Linked DNA regions of Homo sapiens: all the other regions are linked to region 3. A link is a loop called in an ENCODE intact Hi-C map of the cell type or tissue named here. Cell type or tissue: Calu3. All regions are shown on one strand. Each heading gives the region's core, and the rest is flanking DNA. Links, peaks and the distances in the headings are about the cores only.

The links. Peaks named below come from ENCODE experiments on the same cell type or tissue, not always from the same donor. Only the 100,000 strongest peaks of a DNase experiment are listed, where the experiment ranks them.
Region 1: a loop joins it to region 3, with 16 times the contacts of the local background. A loop is called at or near these places in 3 of 110 quality-filtered maps.
Region 2: a loop joins it to region 3, with 23 times the contacts of the local background. A loop is called at or near these places in 10 of 110 quality-filtered maps.

Annotation. Positions count from the first base shown.
Region 1 is chr1:46,988,378-46,996,153 of GRCh38, forward strand. It overlaps a transcript of CYP4X1 not described here and the pseudogene CYP4A43P. Among named protein-coding and RNA genes, the nearest start is that of CYP4X1, 31 kb to the right of the region's middle. In Calu3, for the core only: no CTCF peak of the experiment used is centred there; no DNase peak of the experiment used is centred there.
Region 2 is chr1:47,171,290-47,179,065 of GRCh38, forward strand. It overlaps CYP4A22-AS1 (CYP4A22 antisense RNA 1), which reads right to left. Exons shown (of 6, transcript NR_199717.1): 2 at 6,836-7,160; 3 at 5,639-5,780; 4 at 3,265-3,335; 5 at 1,560-1,747. Among named protein-coding and RNA genes, the nearest start is that of LINC00853, 4.1 kb to the right of the region's middle. RefSeq lists a silencer at 2,588-2,882. In Calu3, for the core only: a CTCF peak has its summit at 4,226 (motif pointing left); a DNase peak (open chromatin) is centred at 4,212.
Region 3 is chr1:46,874,373-46,882,148 of GRCh38, forward strand. It overlaps the pseudogene CYP4Z2P. Among named protein-coding and RNA genes, the nearest start is that of CYP4A11, 63 kb to the right of the region's middle. In Calu3, for the core only: no CTCF peak of the experiment used is centred there; a DNase peak (open chromatin) is centred at 4,019.

The DNA of each region.
Region 1 (7,776 bases), core at 3,051-5,550, 110 kb after region 3:
ATTGAGGCAGTAATTAATAGCCTACCAATAAAAAAAGTCCAGGACAAGATGGATTCACAGCCAAATTCTACCAGAGGTACAAACAGGAATGGTACCATTCCTTCTGAAACTATTGCAAGCAATAGAAAAAGAGAGACTCCTTGCTAAGTCTTTTTATGAGGCCAGTATCATCGTAATACCAAAACCTGGCAGAGACATAACAAAAAAAGAAAATTTCAGGCCAATATCCCTGAGGAACATCGATGGGAAAATCCTCAATAAAATACTGGCAAACCGAATCCAGCAGCACATCAAAAAGCTTATCCACCATGATCAATTTGGCTTCCTCCCTGAGATGCAAGGTTGGTTTAACATATGCAAATCAATAAATATAATGCATCACATAAACAGAACCAATGACAGAAACCGCATGATTATTTATCTCAATAGATTATCTCAACAGATGCAGAAAAAGGCCTTCAATAAAATTTGACACCCCTTCATGCTAAAAACTCTCAGTAAACTAGGTATTAATGGAACATATCTCAAAATAAGAGCTGTTTATGACAAATCCACGCCAATATCATACTAAACGGGCAAAAGCTGGAAGCATTCCCTTGGAAAACAGGCACAAGACAAGGATGCCCTCTCTCACCACTCCTATTCAACATAGTATTGGCAGTTCTGGCCAGAGCAATCATGCAAAAGAAAGAAATAAAAGGTATTCAAGCAGGAAGAGAGGAAGTCAAATTGTCTCTGTTTGCAGATGACATGATTGTATATTTAGAAAACCCCATCATCTCAGTCCAAAATCTCCTTAAGCTGATAAGAAACTTCAGCAAAGTCTCAGGATACAAAATCAAAGTGCAAAAATCACAAGCATTCCTACACAACAATAATCGACAAACAGAGAGCCAAATCATGAGTGAACACACATTCACAATTGCCACAGAGAGAATAAAATACCTAGGAATACCAATTTACAAGGGATGTGAAGGACCTCTTCAAGGAGAACTACAAACCACTGCTCAACAAAATAAGAGACAACACAAACAAATGGAAGAACATTCCATACTCATGGATAGGAAGAATCAATATCATGAAAATGGACATACTGCCCAAAGTAATTTATAGATTCAATACTATCCCCATCAAGCTACCATTGACTTTCTTCACAGAATTAGAAAAAGCTACTTTAAATTTCATATGGAACCAAAAAAGAGCCCACATAGACAAGACAATCATAAGCAAAAAGAGCAAAGCTGGAGGCATCACACTATTTGACTTCAAACTGTACTACAAGGCTACAGTAACCAAAACAGCATAGTACTGGTACCAAAACAGATATATAGACCAATGGAACAGAATAGAGACCTCAGAAATAACACCACATATCTACAACCCATCTGATCTTTGACAAACCTGACAAAAACAAGAAATGGGGAAAGGATTCCCTTAATAAATGGTGCTGGGAAAACTGGCTAGCCATATGCAGAAAGCTGAAACTGGATCCCTTCCTTACACTTTATACAAAAATTAATGCAAGATGGATTAAAGACTTAAATGTAAAACCCCAAACCATAAAAACTCTAGAAGAAAACCTAGGCAATAGCTTTCAGGATATAGGCATGGGCAAAGGCCTCATGACTAAAACACCAAAAGCAATGGCAACAAAAGCCAAAAGTGACAAATGGAATCTAGTTAAACTAAAGAGCTTCTGCACAGCAAAAGAAACTATCATCAGAGTGAACAAGCATCCTACAGAATGGGAGAAAATTTTTGCAATCTGTCCATCTGACAAAGGGCCAATATCCAGAATCTACAAAGAACATAAACAAATTTACAAGAAAAAAACAAACAACCCCACCAAAAAGTGGGTGAAGGATATGAACAGACATTTGTCAAAAGAAGACATTTATGCAGCCAACAAACATATGAAAAAAAGCTCATCATCAGTGGCCCTTAGAGAAATGCAAATCAAAACCACAATGAGATACCATCTCAAGCCAGTTAGAATGGCGATCATTAAAAAGGCAGGAAGCAACAGATACTGGAGACGATGCAGAGAAATAGGAACGCTTTTACATTGTTGATGGGACTGTAAATTAGTTCAACCATTGTGGAAGACAATGTGGTGATTCCTCAGGGATCTAGAACTAGAAATACCATTTGACCCAGCAATCCGATTACTGGGTATATACCCAAAGGATTATAAATCATTCTACTATAAAGACACATGCACATGTATGTTTATTGTGGCACTGTTCACAATAGCAAAGACTTAGGACCAACCCAAATGCCCATCAATGATAGACTGGATAAAGAAGATGTGGCACATATATACCATGGAATACTATGCAGCCATAAAAAAGGATGAGTTCATGTCCTTCCCAGGGACATGGATGAAGCTGGAAACCATCTTCCTCAGCAAACTAACACAAGAACAGAAAACCAAACATCGCATGTTCTCACTCATAAGTGGGAGTTGAACAATGAGAACACATGGACACAGGGAGGGGAACATCACACACTGGGGCCTGTTGGGGGCGGGGGGTTAGGAGAGGGATAGCATTAGGAGAAATACCTAATGTAGATGATGGGTTGATGGGTGCAGCAAACCACCACGGCACATGTATACCTATGTAACAAACCTGCACGTTCTGCACATGTATCCCAGAACTTAAAAAAAAAAAAAAAGAGTCAGGAGAGGCATCCCGTTAGTGGATCTGCTAATTGCACCTCAATCAGCACTGGATTCACAGAAATGTTCCCCCTCTTGCTCCCAGAAGCAACCTTCCAGACTGCTTTTAATGCGTTCTCTCAAGGTTCAAAGAAGCCCTACACTTCAAAGAAGGCCTCATTTCTGTTAACTTATTGCCACCTACTGGCCTACGTTAAATTTTATCAAGAAACGAGAGCCTGGATTTTAATGACCAGTTGACATCATGGATTTGTAGTTTTCCAGGGAGGCTTAGCAGGGCTGTCACAAGGGGCCTCATTAATTCTCCACAGTAAGCCCCAGACGGCTGAATATTTAGCTTGTTCTTACAGGCTTTTCAAAGGGAATTCCACGCTTACCTCCCCTAGCTCATTCCTACAACTTAGCATCTCTCACTGGGCAGAAGTCCTATCCCAGAGCTAATCCCAGTTCCTCCTGCTGCAGTTAAAGCACCCTTGTTTGATTATCATCCATGGAGCTGTATACACTTAGTGGCCATCATCTGACCTCTGTATTTTCTACCTCAGAAGCCTCCACTGGGAGGGGTAGGTGAAAATCCACTTAAGGCAGAGGACACAGATGCGTTCCAAGAGGCTTGGGCTTCCCCCATGTGAGGGCCAAAGCAAGCGCAGAGCAAACTTAAAGCAGCCTCGGGAGTGACAGGAGGACAAGCCTGTTGGAAAGGAATACGCTGGCCGGCGACTCGGAGGGCACACCTCTCAGCACATTAGAGGCATTGTGATGCGTGGGAAGGAGGAGGCTTTGGAGTCTTATAGATCTGATTCTCCTCTGCAAAATAGAGACAATAATCTTAATCTTAATAAAGAGTTGGGAAAATGAAATGAGCTGGCTTTACAAAGTGCCTGGTATGAAACAGATCCCACTCAACAGACGTTATCATCCGCTCCTCTCCCCACTCCCAGGACTGTCATTAAGAAAACTCAATTCAGGCCAGGCATGGTGGCTAACGCTTGTAGTCCCAGCACTTTGGGAAGCCATGGTGGGCAGATCACCTGAGATCAGAAGTTCAAGATCAGCCTGGTCAACATGGTGAAACCCTGTCTCTACTAAAAATTTTTTAAAAAATTAAATTAGCTGAGTGCGAAGGCACACGCCTGTAATCTCAGCTACTTGGGAGGCTGAGGCACGAGAATCACTTGAACCCGGGAGGCAGAGGTTGAAGAATATAAAAATAGACACTTTAACCAATTTAAATTGTACAGTTCAATGGCTTTAATGAAATTCATGATGATTTAGAAACCTCATTACTACCTATTTCCAAAACATTTTCTTCACTCCAACAGAAACTCTGTAACCATTAAGCAATACTTCCCCAGTCTGACTTCCCCCAGTCCCTGGTTATTTCTAATCAACTTTCTGGATCTATGAATTTGCCTATTCCTCTACCTATAAGCGGACTTATTACAGTATTTGTCTTTTTATGTCTGGCTATTTTCACTTAGCATACTGTTCTCAAGGTCATTCCTGCTGTTGTATGAATCAGAACTTCACTCCTGTTTGTGATGAAATAATATTGTATGTATATAGGACATTCTGTGTACCCATTTGTCTGTTAATGGACACTTGAGTTCTTTCAATCTTACATCTGTTGTGAATAATGGTGCCATGAACATTGGCTCACAAGTATCTGTTCAAATCCCTGTTTTCAATTCTTTTGGTTATATAGCCAGGTGTGAATTTCTGGATCCTATGGCACTTGTGATTTTCTTTTTCAGGAACCACAGATCTGTTTTCCAAATTGATATGCCAATTTATATTCACCAGCAATTTGTAAGAGTTCCAATTTTCCCACATTCTGTTAAATATTTGTGATTTTCCACTAAAAATAATTATAGACTTCCTTTTTTTATTACACTTTAAGTTTTAGGGTACATGTGCACAACGTGCAGGTTAGTTACATATGCATACATGTGCCATGTTGGTGTGCTGCACCCATTAACTCGTCATTTAACATTGGGTATATCTCCAAATGCTATCCCTCCCCCCTCCCCCCACCCCACAACAGGTCCCGGTGTGTGATGTTCCCCTTCCTGTGTCCATGTGTTCTCATTGTTCAATTCCCACCTATGAGTGAGAACATGCGGTGTTTGGTTTTTTGTCCTTGTGATAGTTTGCTGAGAATGATGGTTTCCAGCTTCATCCATGTCCCTACAAAGGACATGAACTCATCCTTTTTTATGGCTGCATAGTATTCCATGGTGTAGATGTGCCACATTTTCTTAATCCAGTCTATCATTGTTGGACATTTAGGTTGGTTCCAAGTCTTTGCTATTATGAATAGTGCCACAATAAACATACATATGCATGTGTCTTTATAGCAGCATGATTTATAATCCTTTGGGTATATACCCAGTAATGGGATGGCTGCGTCAAATGGTATTTCTAGTTCTAGATCCCTGAGGAATCACCACACTGACTTACACAATGGTTGAAATAGTTTACAGTCCCACCAACAGTGTAAAAGTGTTCCTAGTTCTCCACATCCTTTCCAGCACCTGTTGTTTCCTGACTTTTTAATGATTGCCATTCTAACTGGTGTGAGATGGTATCTCATTGCGGTTTTGATTTGCATTTCTCTGATGGCCAGTGATGAGCATTTTTTCGTGTGTCTTTTGGCTGCATAAATGTCTTCTTTTGAGAAGTGTCTGTTCATATCCTTTGCCCACTTTTTGATGGGGTTGTTTGTTTTTTTCTTGTAAATTTGTTTGAGTTCTTTGTAGATTCTGGATATTAGCCCTTTGTCAGATGAGTAGATTGCAAAAATTTTCTCCCATTCTCTAGGTGGCCTATTCACTCTGATGGTAGTTTCTTTTGCTGTGCAGAAGCTCTTTAGTTTAATTAGATCCCATTTGTCAATTTTGGCTTTTGTTGCCATTGCTTTTCGTGTTTTAGACATGAAGTCCTTGCCCATGCCTATGTCCTGAATGGTATTGCCTAGGTTTTCTTCTGGGGTTTTTATGGTTTCAGGTCTAACATTTAAGTCTTTAATCCACCTTGAATTAATTTTTGTATCAGGTGTAAGGAAGGGATCCAGTTTCAGCTTTCTACATATGGCTAGCCAGTTTTCCCAGCACCATTTATTAAATAGGGAATCCTTTCCCCATTTCTTGTTTTTGTCAGGTTTGTCAAAGATCAGATGGTTGTAGATGTATGGTATTATTTCTGAGGGCTCTATTCTGTTCCATTGGTCTATATATCTGTTTTGGTACCAGTACCATGCTGTTTTGATTACTGTAGCCTTGTAGTATACTTTATGCCCACCATTCCCTTAGTGCTGGCAGTGCCTGTGCAGTTAGGGCTGGGCTGCCTTCAATAGTAACAGAAGCAGGCTCAGCAGTGAGGCTCCTTGGAGGAGCCCTGAGACACCATCTGGGAGTCTGTTGGGGTTCAGCACAGAGACACTCATGCCGCAGCACCTGCTGGATCACTGAGTGCCCCTGTCAGTCCCTGACTGCCCCTGACTATCCCTGACCACCTCTGACAAGTCCTGTGAGATCCCCTGTCTACTTGTGGGGAAGGTAAAGTGGGAAGGAAGATCTTGGACCCCAGTGTCCAGAATTGATTGATTGTGCAGGATCCACCTGGGGAAATAGCAAGAGGAAAGCTTCGTGAGCTGTCCATAGTAATGGCCATGCACACACCCACATTCCCCTGTCCATATCACTCAAAAATATTCAACAAACACCTACTATGTGCCAGGCAGTATGCCAGATGGGGGGCACAGCTGTATAGAAACAGAAATGAACTGTGACTTTAGGAATTTATAGTCTAATTTACTGAATGTTCAAAACATGTGGCTGCTTTTATTATTACCTGGATTTCAGTAATGAGAAAATGATTACAGAGGAGTAGAAACTTCTGTTAAAAATAAAACACCCACTGAGAGTCAAAGATGGATTAGACTCTTTCTCTACTCCAATACTCCCTGTCCCAGGTGCCTCTGAAATATTACCTGGGGCTGGCCCTGTCCACCCTTCAGTCATCGCCCAAGGTGATGGTGCTGGTGGATGGAGCACTGGACTTGGACTCAGGAGCCTCAAGCCTCAGGCTCACTATATATGTTGATAGAAACTTAAAGTCTCTGAGCCTCAATTTTTTCTGTTGTAAGGTGGGAGCATAATCTTTATGCTACGTACCTAATAGATTTAAGTCATTCTTTCATTCAGCAAATGTTTCTTGAGCTCATAATTTAGAGGCTAAAGGCAGAAAACTAAAACTGTTCAATAAAATATCATAAGGCTTTACTAGGGAAGTGAAATATCCATCCAGGAAAGGAAAAATCTAAAAAGGAAGAATGAGGTCTTGAAGAGTAATAGGAGTTAACCGGGTAGAGAGTCCTAGGTAGAGGGACAAGCACCGAGAAAATCATGGAGATCACAGATAGAGGAGCAAGGGATGGGACATTTTATCTTCAAGTTCTGCACTCTCACTTTTTTCATGATTTATTTTCTCTAAGATCAAATTCAATGTCCAGAGTTCAGAGAGTAAGACACAACAGATATTTCTTGAAAAATTCCTCGGAAGTTTTAGAAGCCAGCTCTCACTGGGATCACAAGTTTCCTCCTGACCTGCTCTTTCACCCACCTTAAGTCTTACTCCCATCACTTTCCCCTTTGTGCCCCTGCCTTGTGACAAGAAATTCATTATAAAACTCATAGGGCCAGAGTTCTTTTCATTCTCCTCTAAGTCCTGGATGCCATCCAAAACCAACGGCAGAAGGCCATGCAACAACGTACACCCCATTTCAGCTGCCTTTCGTTTAGTTCTGTTGCTCCTTTTCCTCACTACATCATCCGGACACTGACACTTTTCATGCTGGGCTCAGCACCTGGTTTTTATTCACCCCCTGAGATACAGCAGCAGAAAGAGGTGTAGAGTCATAGTGCCTGTCTGTGAAACCTGGTTTTGGCTGTTTCTGTCTTTGGGTACTCATTTCTTAAAACAGTTGAGTTCATAATGTGGTAATATACAACATGTAGCGGGCACTGGCTATGTTCTAGGCATTGAACAAACAACTTTACATACTTTCTATCACAACAACTCTACGAAACTGTTTC
Region 2 (7,776 bases), core at 3,051-5,550, 300 kb after region 3:
AGACACATGAAAAAATGCTCATCATCCCTGGCCATCAGAGAAATGCAATTCAAAAGCACAATGAGATACCATCTCACACCAGTTAGAATGGCAATCATTAAAAAGTCAGGAAACAACAGGTGCTGGAGAGGATGTGGAGAAATAGGAACACTTTTACACTGTTGGTGGGACTGTAAACTAGTTCATCCATTGTGGAAGACAGTGTGGTGATTCCTCAAGGATCTAGAAGTAGAAATACCATTTGACCCAGCCATCCCATTACTGGGTATATACCCAAAGGATTATAAATCATGCTGCTATAAAGACACATGCACACGTATGTTTATTGCAGCACTATTCACAATAGCAAAGACTTGGAACCAACCCAAATGTCCAACAATGATAGACTGGATTAAGAAAATGTGGCACATATACACCAGGGAATACTATGCAGCCATAAAAAAGGATGAGTTCATGTCCTTTGTAGGAACACGGATGAAGCTGGAAACCATCATTCTCAGCAAACTATCACAAGGACAAAAAACCAAACACCGCATGTTCTCACTCATAGGTGGGAATTGAACAGTGAGAACACATGGACACAGGAAGGGGAACATCACACACCGGGGCCTGTTGTGGGGTGGGGGGAGGGGGGAGGGATAGCATTAGGAGATATACCTAATGTTAAATGACGAGTTAATGGGTGCAGCACACGAACATGGCACATGTATACGTATGTAACTAACCTGCACGTTGTGCACATGTACCCTAAAACTTAAACTATAATAAAAAATATATGTATATATATATAAATAAATTAAAAATAAAATAAAAATTACAGAATTCCCATTTCACTCTTTTTATAGATGGAACTCTTTGATGAGATGCTCCATCTTTCTCTCTATTTTCTAAAACATATTAATCATGGCTATTTTAATATTTCTGTCTGAATACTCAATATCTGTTTCTCCTATGGGATTATTTCTGTTGTCTGCTTTGGTTTTTCTTTGGCTTTTGGTGAATGGGTCATCATGCCTACTGATTTCTTATTAAATGCTGAGCATTGTGTGTGAGAGATCATAGAGACTCTGGTTGGTGTTACCTTTAGCTAAAGAGGGTCAAGTTATCTTCTGGCAGTCACACAGAATACTGTCAGAGCCCCACAGTGTGGTCCATAGGACGTAGGCAGTTTGGACACAGGATTTCCTTTTGATGTTTGCAAATTGCTTTGCTTTACAGTAGTTGTAATTATACTGTACATTTATTTTGTTCAATTTCTCTCTATGTCACAGCCCAAACAAGCACTAAAAGGCACCCATAGAGGTTGGAGTTTCAGGCATATGTAAGGAAAAGGGCCAGTAGACACTGATGAGCATTTTTGTGATGTGATTTTCATCTCTTTCCAGGACAAATGGAAGAAGACCATTGCTGATGCACATCTGAAATCTTCTGAACACATTTCCCAGTGACCCCGAACACTATTATGAAGTATACCTTCAGTCACAAGGTAGTCATTCAGGCTGCTCTCACAAAATACCACAGAATGGATCACTTATAAGCAACAGAAATGTAGTACTCACAGTTCTGGAGGCTGGACATCTGAGATGAGGGTGCAGCATGGTCAGGTGCTGGTGAGGGCTCTCTTCAGCATAGTATTCACAGTTCTGGAGGCTGAACGTCTAAGATGAGGGTGCAGCATGGTCAGGTTGGTCAGGTGCTGATGAGGGCTCTCTTCAGCATAGTACTCACAGTTCTGGAGGCTGGATGTCTGAAATTAGGGTGCAGCGTGGTCAGGTGCTGGTGAGGGCTCTCTTCGGGGCTGCAGACTGCTGTCCTCTCGCTGTGTCCTCACACGGCAGAAAGAGAGCAAGAGAGCTTGCTGGGGTCCCTTTTATAAGGGCACTAATCTCATTCATGAGGGCTCCATCCTCATGACCTAATTTTTTCCAAAAGGCCCCACCTTCTAATAACATCACACTGGGGGCTAAGATTTAAACACATGAATTTGAGGGGGACACATACATTCAGTCTATAACACCAGGGCAGTGCCCAAGTGAACAGGTTATGAGTAAAGGACAAGAAGTAAACTCATTCGCCACCAGTCATTTCATCCGTTAGTATGCTGCTCCACCTCTTCTCTTCCGGAACCCTTAGACTCCTGCCCAGAAGTGGTGTCTAACATTACCAAACTCATCCACCCTTGCCAGAATACTTTCCTGCATCACAACGACCTGGTTTACAAATTCAGCCATCAGAGCTTCCATTTTAATAAAGATTGCCAGGTCGCCATGACCACACAGTTTTGTCTTGGGCTTTGCATTGCCTGAGACCTCTATAAAACAACCAACTGCCTAAGACACAAACCCTGGTGATGGGTGCTTTCACTGTGGTGGTTGGACAAAATACGGCATAGAGATAGTCCTCAAGAAATGAATGGTAGCTGAACTTGAGGCAGGGCAAGGCCAGTTCTAGCATCCCGAACACCTGACTTCTAGCCAGGGTTCTATCTGCCCTCACATCTCCCCAAGGATCCATCAATGGCCACTCCACTCAGACCCCCAGCCTGGGCAGACTCCCCTCTATGCACTGGTAATGGGGGAGTTCCTGGTCCAGTATTGATCTTCTCATCAGTTTTCACATTCAGTCCATAACACCAGGGCAGTGCCCAACTGAACAGGTAAAGGACAAAAAGTAAACTTCACATTCATGGGACGATCAATGCTGAACCAGTAACTATATAAGTTCTGCCATCTTGTGGCTGTTCAAGATATTGCAAGCAGGCCGGGCGCGGTGGTTCACATCTGTAATCCCAGCATTTTGGGAGGCCAAGGGGGGGCGGATCACAAGGTCAGGAGTTCCAGACCAGCCTGGCCAACACAGTGAAACCCCATCTCTACTAAAAATACAAAAATTAGCCGGGCATAGTGCCGTGCGCCTGTAATCCCAGCTACTCGGGAAGCTGAGGCAGGAGAATTGCTTGAACCCGGGAGGCGGAGGTTGCGGTGAGCAGAGATCGCACCACTGCACTCCAGCCTGGGTGACAGAGAAAGACTTCATCTCAAAAAAAAAAAAAAAAAAAAGATATTGCAACCAATACAGAGAACAGGAACTGGTATTACATATGGAGAAAGCAATAAACTTTGGGAACAAGTTTTTGGAAAGTGTTCAGCCTCTGTTAGTCCACCATCACCCCCACGCCCCTCCACACACACTGTTTACACTGTGGTGGAATTGATTAAGTGTAGATGGATTCAACCCTTAAGGAAAACAATAGAAAGCATGTACCTTACAAGAGCCTCGGAAATGCTCATATTCTTTGATAGAGTGATTGGATCTTCATCTCCTGAGAGTCGGTCCTATAAAAAATAGTCATTGCTTCAGGACATTGATGTAAGTGGCACAAGGACCAGGGTCAAGCAGGCAAAGACAGAGGCAGAGACTAGAGATCCATGAGGAGTGGCCAGAAACAAGTGCCCTTACCCCCAGCCCAAGCCAGGACAGGAACTGGACTAGAGTAAAAGAGGACCAGGAGCACAGCCAGCCAGGATGCTTGGTAGGGGTTCAGGGAAGGGGGAGGCTGAGCCTATGCTTTCCAGGCAGATGGGAGCCATCTGGGCTCAGCTGAACCATCAGCCAAGCCTGGGCTCACCCAGCCCAGCTGGGTTGCAAACTAAATCTAGACTCTAACCAAATTGCAGACTCTTTCTAGACCCTACCCTACCAAGTAAAGAATGACCTTTGAGAAGAGGTAAAACTATGTTTAAGACCCTCAGCTGGGTGAGGTAACAGGGGTGAACATAGAGTGGACAATGGCTAGTGGGCAATGGGAATGGGCAATGATTGACAGGCAGCTGGCTGTGCACGGCAACCATGGGTCTAAAGCATGCTAGGTCTTATGCTAGGGCTTTACATTGGATGGTCACCACAGATAAAAGGAGATCCTGAGACCCGGGGAGGCTAAGTGATGTAAGCAGCTGAGCTAGTATTGACTAACCCACATTCATTCATTCAGCAAACACTGAGTACTTGTTCAATGCAGGCACTATGCCAGTTTTCGTGGGGACATCCCGTCCTCCAAGAGCTGAGGGTGAGATGTAGTAAAAGATGTCAGGGAGACGCCCCGAAGACGGTGAGGCTAGCAGAAGGAAAAACATGAACAACACGGGCATGGAGATGTGTGGTGAGGGAGGGGAGGGGAGGCAGAAGTTCCAGCAGTAGTGTTGGCAGCACTGGAAAGGGAGAAGGAGGTGGAGTCATCTAGTGGCTGCTCGAGATATTGCAGGCAAGGAAAGGAAAATCACGATGGCTGTCATTCACTGAGCATACTGCATGCTTTCTTTACATCCATTTACTCTTCACCACAACCTCATAAGATGGGCCTCATTTTATCCCTAATTTGCATATTCAGTCCCTGATATACCCTCGTTGGGGTACATCCCACTAATATAAAATTGGCAGGATGGGATTTGCTCAGGGAAATTTGGCTTCAAGCTCATGCACATAGCCACTAGGCTACACCTGCCTTGAGTTTAGATTCCTCTCGCAGATGTGAATGGCTGTATTCCAGCAGGAAAGGTCTCCCTAGCTGCAGTGTAGAGGAAAACTTGGGGGTAAAAATAAAAACAAGGGAGCAGGCAGCTGCAAACATCAGGCAAGATCGAGGCTTGAACCTGGAGGGAGATGTGTTGGAAAGAACCTGGAGGGAGATATGTTGGAAAGTGAAACTCAGGGACTGAGGGAGAGGGGGATTCTGGGTGACTCCCCTATCTCTGGTCTGGGTGAATGGATGCCACTTACAGGAACAGAGGACTCAGGTTGGTGAAAGATCAAGAATTCCATTTTGGACCTGAGGTACCTGTGGAGCTGTGCAGGAGGGAGTGGAGCTGAAGGCGCTGATCTAGAAGTTGATACTTTACTGGAAGCAGTGTAACTGAGTGCAAGGGATAAGGTCTCCATGTCAACACATAGCTCTCGGAGACCTCCTATATTCCAGGACACTTGCACATTGCAATAAAGAGGTGTATGTGGTCTTTGCCTCACAAAGTTCAGAGTTCACAATCTTGTTCAGAGAGATGGGCGGCATGACCAGGGTGAGCCTGCAGGCTCACAGAAGCTTGATGAGCTGAGGGCAGGTGGTCAGGAACAGCTTCCCAGATAAAATGGTGATCATCCTATTATACTGAGAGCGGAAGAATCAGATAGACCATCTTACCTTTCAACAGGGAGCCGGACAATAGTGTTTTTGGTGACAACAGTCTCAGCAGAGTGTTGGGGAGAGCGACAAGGCTATAGGTGCTGAGTAGTGAGTGGGAAGGATGGAGGTGGACACAGCAAATGCCACCACTCCTCTTAGATGCTTGACAGGGTCCCTCCCCACTTTCCCACATGCATGTTTCCAAATGGACTGCATGCTCTGCAAAGGCAAACACTGTTGGCTTCTTTATCTCCCCATTTCACACACACACACACACACACACACACACACACACACACACACACCCCAAAGAGAACCCTATGCTGGGGTAGAATTTGCAATAGATTTAAAGTCAAAAGGCCAGGGTTCAATGCCACTAGCTGGCTATGTGACCTTGGGCAAATCACTTTTCTCTCTCTGAGTCTGCATTTTTTTCCTCTAAAACTTGGGCTCAGTTGTAATCACCTGGTAGGATCATTGTGAGGCTCCAATCAGAAAGTGTCTTACACATCATACAGTAGCCCTCAGATTCAATGTAGAAAACAGCACCAGCAAATGTAAATTAGTACAACCATTGTGGAAGACAGTGTGGTGATTCCTCAAAGACCTAGAACCAGAAATAGCATTTGACCTAGCAATCCCATTGCTGGGTGTGTACCCAAAGGAATAAATCATTATATTATAAAGATACATGTGGCTGGGTGTGGTTGCTCATGCCTGTAATCCCAGCACTTTGGGAAGCTCAGGAGGGTGGATCATCTGAGGATAGGAGTTCGAGACCAGCCTGAACAACATGGTAAAACCCCGTCTCTACTAAAAATACAAAAAAACAAAAAAATTAGCCGGGTGTGGTGGCAGGCACCTGTAGTCCCAGCTACTCGGGAGGCTGAGGCACGAGAATTGCTTGAACCCGGGAGGAGGAGGTTGCAGTGAGCAGAGATTGCACCATTGCACTCCAGCCTGGGTGAGGGAGTAAGACTCCATCTCAAAAAAAATAAAAAAATAATGATACATGCAAGCATATGTTCATTGCAGCACTATTCACAGTAGCAAAGACATGGAATCAACCCAAATGCCCATAAATGATAGACTAGATAAGGAAAATATGGTACATATATACCATGGAATACTATGCAGACATAAAAAGGAATGAGATCATGTACTTTGCAGGGACATGGATGGAGCTGGAGGCCATTATCCTCAGCAAAGTAACACAGGAACAGAAAACCAAACACTGCATACTCTCACTTAAAAGTGGGATCTTTTAAGTGAACAAAAAAGAGGGGAACAACATACAGTGGGGCCTGTTGGGGCAGGGGTGGGGAGAGCATCAGGATAAATAGCTAATGCATGCTGGGCTTAATATCTAGGTGATGGGTTGACAGTTGCAGCAAACCACCATGTTTTTACCTATGTAACAAACCTGTACATCCTGCACATGTAGCCTGGAACTTAAAATAAAATTAAATTAAAATTAAAAAGAAAACAGCACCACCACCATCAAGGAAAGCCTGTTCCCAACCTCCAATTCCAGCTCACTAGCTCAGCCTGTCTCATTCCCCTTTTTCTCTCTCCCCTCTCCTCCCTGCCCCTTTCCTCACTTTGCCCCCACCTGTCCTCACCATCCCACCCCATACCTCCAAGCTCACAGCTAGAACTGACCAAAGGCCCAGTTATTTATTTACAAAGTCCATGTCCAGAACTGTACCAGCCTCAGCGGTGTGGAATAAACTGGTGTGGCCAGGTCCATTGTGCTGATGCCTCAAGAGATCCAGGCTGGTACAGATGGGTCTGGCACATTCTGTACCTGCCAGCCAAGCAGAGCATCCAGCTTACTTCTCACTCGACTCCTTACATAACGCTCGTCGGGTACTCTCCATTCCTTGGGCTTAAATTCCATAGTGTAATATTAGTAAACCAGGCTAAATGATCCTAAGGATCTTGCTAGCTCTGACGCACCGTGATCTTGCATCCAATTCAGTTCACTCTGTAATAAATAATCATAATAACAATAGTAATTTTCCAAATAGCTAACAGTTATTGTGTACTGTATGCTAAGCACTATTCTATGTATTTCATGTGAATGTTTAACATTCATAACACCACTTATCATGTAGACATCATTTACTGCCCTAATTTACAGTGAACTGGAGCTCCGAGAGTCACGTTGATTTAACCACAGTCCCAGGCTACCAAGTGTCCAAGCTGTGCTGCTTCCAAGCTGCCTGACCCAGACCTGAGCTCTTAACCTCTCAATGGGCATCCAGGTCGAAAGCAGAATCTCTGGCTCAAGTGCCGACTGCCCAGCTGTTTCAGAACTCCACCATGCACCCAACTGCTCCTCCAGGACTTCCCTACGGATGTGTTGCAGGCTCTGAAACGTCACACATCCACGCCGCATCCTCATCCCACACATGCTCCTGCTTGTCCCTGGCATCTGCCATTCTCAGTGCCATTCACTAGCCTATATGATGCCTTCGAATCAGAGGAAGTTACCTCTCCCTCCAGGGATACGGGCCCACACCTGGTCTCAGGGACCCTTTAGTGGAGGCACAGTCTATATAGCCCAGAGCAGTGCCCCTGATGCCATCGTCTTCCAATTT
Region 3 (7,776 bases), core at 2,638-5,137:
TTAGCATGGGCCATAATAGCAGGCAATTTGGCACATTGCCTCCATTAAAGGAGGCTTGCCCAAAAATGACACAGTCTCTCATATTTTGGGGAGCCGGGCAGATCACACAGGTTTAGGAAGTGAAAAGAGGAATGACACAAGGTGGATAAGCTAAGGTTGTGTGGGTAAAGCATCACTTAGTTCATCTGGTTCCATAGCTTGGAGGACCACGCCTTCGACCATAGGTGGCATAGTTAACAGGGTGCTGGGACCCAAGAACCAGGGAGAGAAAACAGCCAGAAGGATGCTCCCCTGTCTTGTCCTTCACCCTGGGTCATATGGAAAGGAAGGAGACTAAAAGAACTCTCACATCTTTTTCTAGATGGGTAACAGATTATCTTCAGCTTGCACCCCTCTGGAGTGCACTCTGAAACACTGGAACTTCTTTAACCTCAGGACTTCAAAAAGAAAAGCAACTCATTTTCTTTTGCACAAGTGCATGGCATTTTTACTAAACCCTTGCAAACATCGTAAGATCAACCCAACTCTTTTAACAATCATATCAGGCAGGCCCAAAAAAGAATAGTTCCCCCAAATTAGAGAAGTAACCTCCAGGGAAACCATCTGAGGATTCCCCTTATTTGGGGCCCCTTCAAGTTCCCTTCTCATTATAGGACCTTAGGCAAATAAATGGAGACTTAGGCCAGTTTTCTAATGACCCTGATAGGTATTTAGAGGCTTTCCAAAATTTAACTCAGGTATTTCACCTGCCATGGAGGGATGTTATGCTGTTCCTAAACCAGACCCTCACAGCAGCTAAAAAGCAGGCAGCTCTGCAAGCAACAGAAAATGTTGGAGATGAGCAATATATCTCCTATAATACACCAAAAGGGAAGAAAGCAGATAGGGAAAGTAAAGAAATAGCAAAAACACCATTCCCAATTGGGAGAGAGGCAATTCTGGTAAAGACCCCTAATTGCAACCCCAATAACTCAGAAGATAAATGGAAAAGGAAGCACTTTTTAATATGCATTTTAGAAGGCCTATGGAAAACCAGGACCAACCCTCTCAATTACTCTAAACTGTCTATAATAGACCAGAAGCCAGATAAGAATTCCGTAGCCTTTACAGAAAGGCTGAGAGAGGCTGTACTAGAACCCCAATATTAGAAGGAAAGTACAGAAGCAAGCTATAGGACCAGATAGCACCTTAGAGAACCTCCTGAAGGTGGCCACTTTGGTCTTTTATAATAGGGACCAGGGGGAGGCCCAAAAGAAAGAGAAAAAGCTCAGGAGAAGGAGAGAGACGGTAGCACCAACTTTGCAGGCTTGCAAAGTCCAGGATCCCCAAGTTGCATCCGCTAGTTTCTATCGGTGTGGCATTTTAAGAAGGAGTGCCCAGGCAGCAAGACAAAGCCAGCGTGACCCTGTCCAGCCTGTGGCACAGATCACTGGACATGGAAGTGCCCCCAGAGGTGGAGGTCACTGGGTTCAGGACCACTCTCACAGATGGTCCAGCAGGACTGATGGGTCCTGGGACTCAAATGCCGACTCCAGTGGCTCAAACTGCTAGTACAGCACGGGAGCCCTGGGTGATTCTGGAAATTAAAGGAAGGAAAGCGGACCTCCTTCTGAACATTAGAGCCAGTCTCCTTTCTCCCCTTTAACTCCAGGCCTCCCCTCTTCCCATAGCACGACCAGAAGGGGCATATCAGGAAAAACTCTGATCCAATATTTTTCTCAACCTTAGTTGCAGTTAGAACTTATTGTTTACACGTGTTTCCAAACCATCGTCATAACAGCTCTACTAGCAAAAAAAGCCTCCAGGTTAACCCTAGGAAATAATTTAACTGTTTACACTCCACATGATGTGGCATTATCACTGTCCTGTAGGGGGAGCTCTTAGTTAACAAACAGCCAGTAAAGCAAGAAGTACATAAGGCAGGATAAGCAGTAGTCACTCTAAATAATGTCTCTCCCCAGGCACAAGCACTTAATTGACTGAGCTAATAGCACTTACAAGAGCACTTGAATTAAGCAAGGAAAGGTAGCTAACATTTATACCTACTCCAAGTACGCTCTCTTAGCTCTCCATGCTCATGCTGCCATTTAAAAGGAAAACCGCCAATGGACCTCCTATAAAATATCACCACAAAATTAGCAGGTTATTATCCTCAGTTTTTCTTCCATGAGCAATAGGAGGGATGCATTGCAGGGGACATCAAAAGGGAACAAATAAGATAGCCGAAGAAAATAGGTTAGCTGATCAGGCAGCTAAATCAAAGGCAAGGAAGCCTCAGGGCATCAACATGCTTCAAGCCCCTTCTAATTTAGGAAGGCTTCATAAGAGAAATTAAACCCCAGTATTCCCCTGCAGAAATAAAATAGGCCACTTCTCAAGGGCATACTTTTCAGTTCTCAGGATGGTTACAGTCAGGATGGCAAACTCTATTTGCCAGCCTCCAGCCAATGGAAAGTCCTTAAAATCCTTTGCCAAGCTTTTCACTTGGAAAAGGACAAAAACTTATCAATGTGCTCAGAGATTGTTTCAGGCAGGAAACCTCTAAATTGGTTAAGCATGTAAACTCTCTAGCTCACTTCCAATAGACGATAACACAACTAACAAGAACCCAATCCCAAGAAATAGAAACACCTTTATTTAACCCAGGAAATTTGGTATTGGTGAAAACTCTCAGCTCTTTCTCCTTCCCTAAGTCAAGCTGGAAAAGGCCCTACACTGTTCTTCTTTCAACCCCCTCAGCAGTAAAAGTTACAGGAATCAACTCCTGGATACATCACACTCAAGTCAAAGCCTGAAGAGCTGAGGGAGCAACCCCTGACAGCTCAGAGGAATGTCTCCATATCAATGTGAAGAAACAGAGGATCTTAAGCTGAAAATCATAAAAGATAAGTAACTGAGTGACGGCTACTTATCTTACTCAGTCCCTCTCCTACCTCACCAGATACTTTTCACTATTTCTAACCTTTCCTCTCAAAGATCATCACCAGATACTAAAACTTCTTTTTAACACATATTTGCAGGGAGATTTTAATTATTCATAGAATCGCATTTGTAATTTTGTAAATCCCCAAAGGGAAATGTTATGTAAACTTTTCAAAGGAAATTATTTACTATGCCACTCTTGTGGGAATTGTTATAGTCATGCTACTATTTGCAAAAGAAGTATACACTGTAGCACCCACAATGTGGAACTCTGGTTGTAAAATTCTAATTGCTGTAATATCTTGCCTAATTATTATCCTTATAACAGGATTAATAATTGCAGGAAAGATTTAGTCAAGGTTGTTTTGCTTATGGCAGGAGTAATAGTTATGGACAAGAAACAAGTATGAAAATTTTACTATCATTAAGTTTAATAGGACTTTTTACTGAAGGTTCATAATATAATCCATTTTAAGCTATGAAGAGAAGGTTATAAAGAAGAAGATTTTATAAAAGAAAGGATTTTGTATGGTAAATACTTGTCCTAAAAAAGATGACTGGTTGTTTAAAGGAAGAATGTTTAGGACATGTCAGAAAGTTTAAGTGTGTTGTAAGAGGGTCTATGAAAGTCAGAAAAAATTAATAATTAAAGAAAAGGAATTGTGAGATTAACGCTAAAGTTGTTTTAGCATCAATATCATATTTCTCCCAATCATATTGCAAGTTATAAAAATGGCCTAAGCCTGAACTTATTCTCTAAGCAAACCTAACTGCTGTGAAGGGGCATTGGACGACAATTCCTTCTTGCTACTGCCTGCTGAAAAGGGGCGTTGTGTGGGAGAAAGGCAGTTGGGCCTCCTCCTGAGGTTGATCTAAGGGTTCTCAAAAAAATAGCTTGTTCATGTGTGGTTCTGCCTGCAGCACTGTTTGGAGTTTGATTGCTTCTAGGTGAAAAGAGATAAATTTTACAAGAAGGTTTAAAATATAGGGTTAGAATATATGAGTATTAAGAGTATCACTGTTAATGGGGATCCTATAGGCCATAACAGAGTTTGATACCTGTTACACCAATGGATTGCAATATTGGTTTGCCTCCATTAGGTGTCGCTGTGCATTACCAGAAACATTAACATAAAAGTAACATTTTTCTTAAGAAAAGCATACATTTCCCCCTTGACTTGTCATTAGAGAATAACTTCCACAATGTGGAATTCTGGTTGTAAAATTCTAATTGCTGTAATATTTTGCCTAATTATTATCCGTATCCTGCACATCCTGCACATATACCTCGGAACTTAAAAAAAATTATTAAAAAAACCCATCACAACAATATTTAAAAATATGAGAAGTAGTAAATAGAGGTTCAAATGGTGTAAGATCCTTGCATTTTCAGGGAAGTATAATGTAATTACATATGTTAGATTCTAATAAATAAAGACTACATGTTGTAATTTCTAGCATACCCATGAAAACTAAACTTATGATCTAAAACAGAAAAAATAATAATATAAAATGATCCAGCAATTAATAAAAGAAGGGATAAAAATCGGTTAAATAGAAAACAAATAGTTACACGGCATGTTGAAATCCAAATATTCTAGTGATTACATTAAATATAAGTGGTTTAAATGCTCTAACCAAAGCACAAAGATTTTCAGACTACATAAACAAAATCTAAATAAATGCTGCATATGAGAAATAAACCTTGGCTGAGCACAGTGGCTCACGCCTGTAATCCTAGCACTTTGGGAGGCTGACGCAGGCAAATTGCTTGAGCTCAGGAGTTCGAAACCAGCCTGCACAAAATGGTGAAACCCTGCCTCTAGTAAAAAAAAAATACAATATTTAGCCGGGTGTGGTGGCACACACCTGTAGTCCCAGCTGCTTGGGGGGCTGAGGCAGGAGGATCACTTGAACCCAGGAGGTTGAATCTGCAGTGAGCTGAGATAGTGCCACCACACTGCAGCCTGGGTGATAAGGTGAGACCCTGTCTCAAAACAAAACAAAAACAAAAAACAAAAAAAAATTGGAGAATCAAATAGACACATTTGAAGAATCAAATAGACGAAAAAAAAATGATAAAGGGATGTCACCACCAATCCCACAGAAATACAAACTACCATCAGAGAATACTATAAACACCTCTAAGCAAATAAACTAGTAAATCTAGAAGAAATGGATAAATTACTGGACGCATACACCCTCCCAAGACTAAACCAGGAAGAAGTTGAATCTCTGAATAGACCAATGACAGGCTCTGAAATTGAGGCAATAATTAATAGCCTACCAACCAAAAAAAGTACAGGACCAGATGGATTCACAGCCAAATTCTACCAGAGGGACAAGGAGGAGCTGGTACCATTCCTTCTGAAACTATTCCAATCGATAGAAAAAGAGGGAATCCTCCCTAACTCATTTTATGAGGCCAGCATCATCCTGATACCAAAGCCTGGCAGAGACACAACAAAAAAAGAGAATTTTAGACCAATATTCCTGATGAACATTGATGCAAAATTCCTTAATAAAATACTGGCAAACCAAATCCAGCAGCACATCAAAAAGCTTATCCACCATGATCAAGTGGGCTTCATCCCTGGGATGCAAGGCTGGTTCAACATATGCAAATCAATCAACGTAATCCAGCATATAAACAGAACCAAAGACAAAAACCACATGATTTTCTCAATAGATGTAGAAAAGGCCTTTGACAAAATTCAACAGCCCTTCATGCTAAAAACTCTCAATAAATTAGGTATTGATGGGATGTATCTCAGAATAATAAGAGCTATTTATGACAAACCCACAGCCAATATCATACTGAATGGGCAAAACCTGGAAGCATTCCACTTGAAAACTGGCACAAGACAGGGATGCCCTCTCTCACCACTCCTATTCAATGTAGTGTTGGAAGTTCTGGCCAGGGCAATCAGGCAGGAGAAAGAAATAAAGGGCATTCAATTAGGAAAAGAGGATGTCACACTGTCCCAGTTTGCAGACGACGTTATTGTATATTTAGAAAACCCCATTGTGTCAGCCCAAAATCTCCTTAAGCTGATAAGCAACTTCAGCAAAGTCTCAGGATACAAAATCAATGTGCAAAAATCACAAGCATTCTTATACACCAATAACAGACAAACAGAGAGCAAATCATGAGTGAACTCCCATTCACAATTGCTTCAAAGAGAATAAAATACCTAGGAATCCAACTTACAAGGGATGTGAAGGACCTCTTAAAGGGGAACTATAAACCACTGCTCAATGAAATAAGAGGACACAAACAAATGGAAGAATATTCCATGCTCATGGGTAGGAAGAATCAATATCGTGAAAATGGCCATACTGCCCAAGGTAATTTATAGATTCAATGCCATCCCCATCAAGCTACCAATGACTTTCTTCACAGAATTGGAAAAAACTACTTTAAAGTTCATATAGAGCCAAAAAAGAGCCCTCATTGCCAAGTCAATCGTAAGCCAAAAGAACAAAGCTGGAAGCATCACGCTACCTGACTTCAAACTATACTACAAGGCTACAGTAACCAAAACAGCATGGTACTGGTACCAAAACAGAGATATAGACCAATGGAACAGAACAGAGCCCTCAGAAATAATACCACACATGTACACCCATCTGATATTTGACAAACCTGACAAAAAAATAAATGGGGAAAGGATTCCCTATTTAATAAATGGTGCTGGGAAAACTGGCTAGCCATATGTATAAAGCTGAAACTGGATCCCTTCCTTACACCTTATACAAAAATTAATTCAAGATGGATTAAAGACTTAAATGTTAGACATAAAACCATAAAAACCCTAGAAGAAAACCTAGGCAATACCATTCAGGACATAGGCACGGGCAAGGACTTCATGTCTAAAACACCAAAAGCAATGGCAACAAAAGCCAAAATTGACAAATGGGATCTTATTAAACTAAAGAGCTTCTGCACAGCAAAAGAAACTACCATCAGAGTGAACAGACAACCTACAGAATGGGAGAAAATTTTTGCAATCTCCTCATCTGACAAAGGGCTAATATCCAGAATCTACAATGAACTCAAACAAATTTACCAGAAAAAAACAAACAGCCCCATCAAACAGTGGGTGAAGGATATGAACAGACACTTCTCAAAAGAAGACATTTATGCAGCCAACAGACACATGAAAAAATGCTCATCATCACTGGCCATCAGAGAAATGCAAATCAAAACCACAATGAGATACCATCTCACACCAGTTAGAATGGCAATCATTAAAAAGTCAGGAAACAACAGGTGCTGGAGAGGATGTGGAGAAATAGGAACACTTTTACACTGTTGTTGGGACTGCAAACTAGTTCATCCATTGTGGAAGACAGTGTGGCGATTCCTCAAGGATCTAGAACTAGAAATACCATTTGACCCAGCCATCCCATTACTGGGTATATACCCAAAGGATTATAAATCATGCTGCTGTAAAGATATATGCACACGTGTGTTTACTGTGGCACTTTTCACAGTAGCAAAGACTTGGAACCAAGCCAAATGTTCAACAATGATAGACTGGATTAAGAAAATGTGGCACGTCTACACCATGGAATACTATGCAGCCATAAAAAAGGATGAGTTCATGTCCTTTGTAGTGACATGGATGAAGCTGGAAGCCATCATTCTCAGCAAACTATCACAAGGACAAAAAACCAGACACCACATGGTCTCACTCATAGGTGGGAATTGAACAATGAGAACACTTGGACACAGGAAGGGGAACATCACACACTGGGGCCTGTTGTGGGGTGGGGGGAGGGGTGTGGGATAGCATTAGGAGATATACCTAACGTAAATGACAAGTTAATGGGTGCAACACATCAATATGG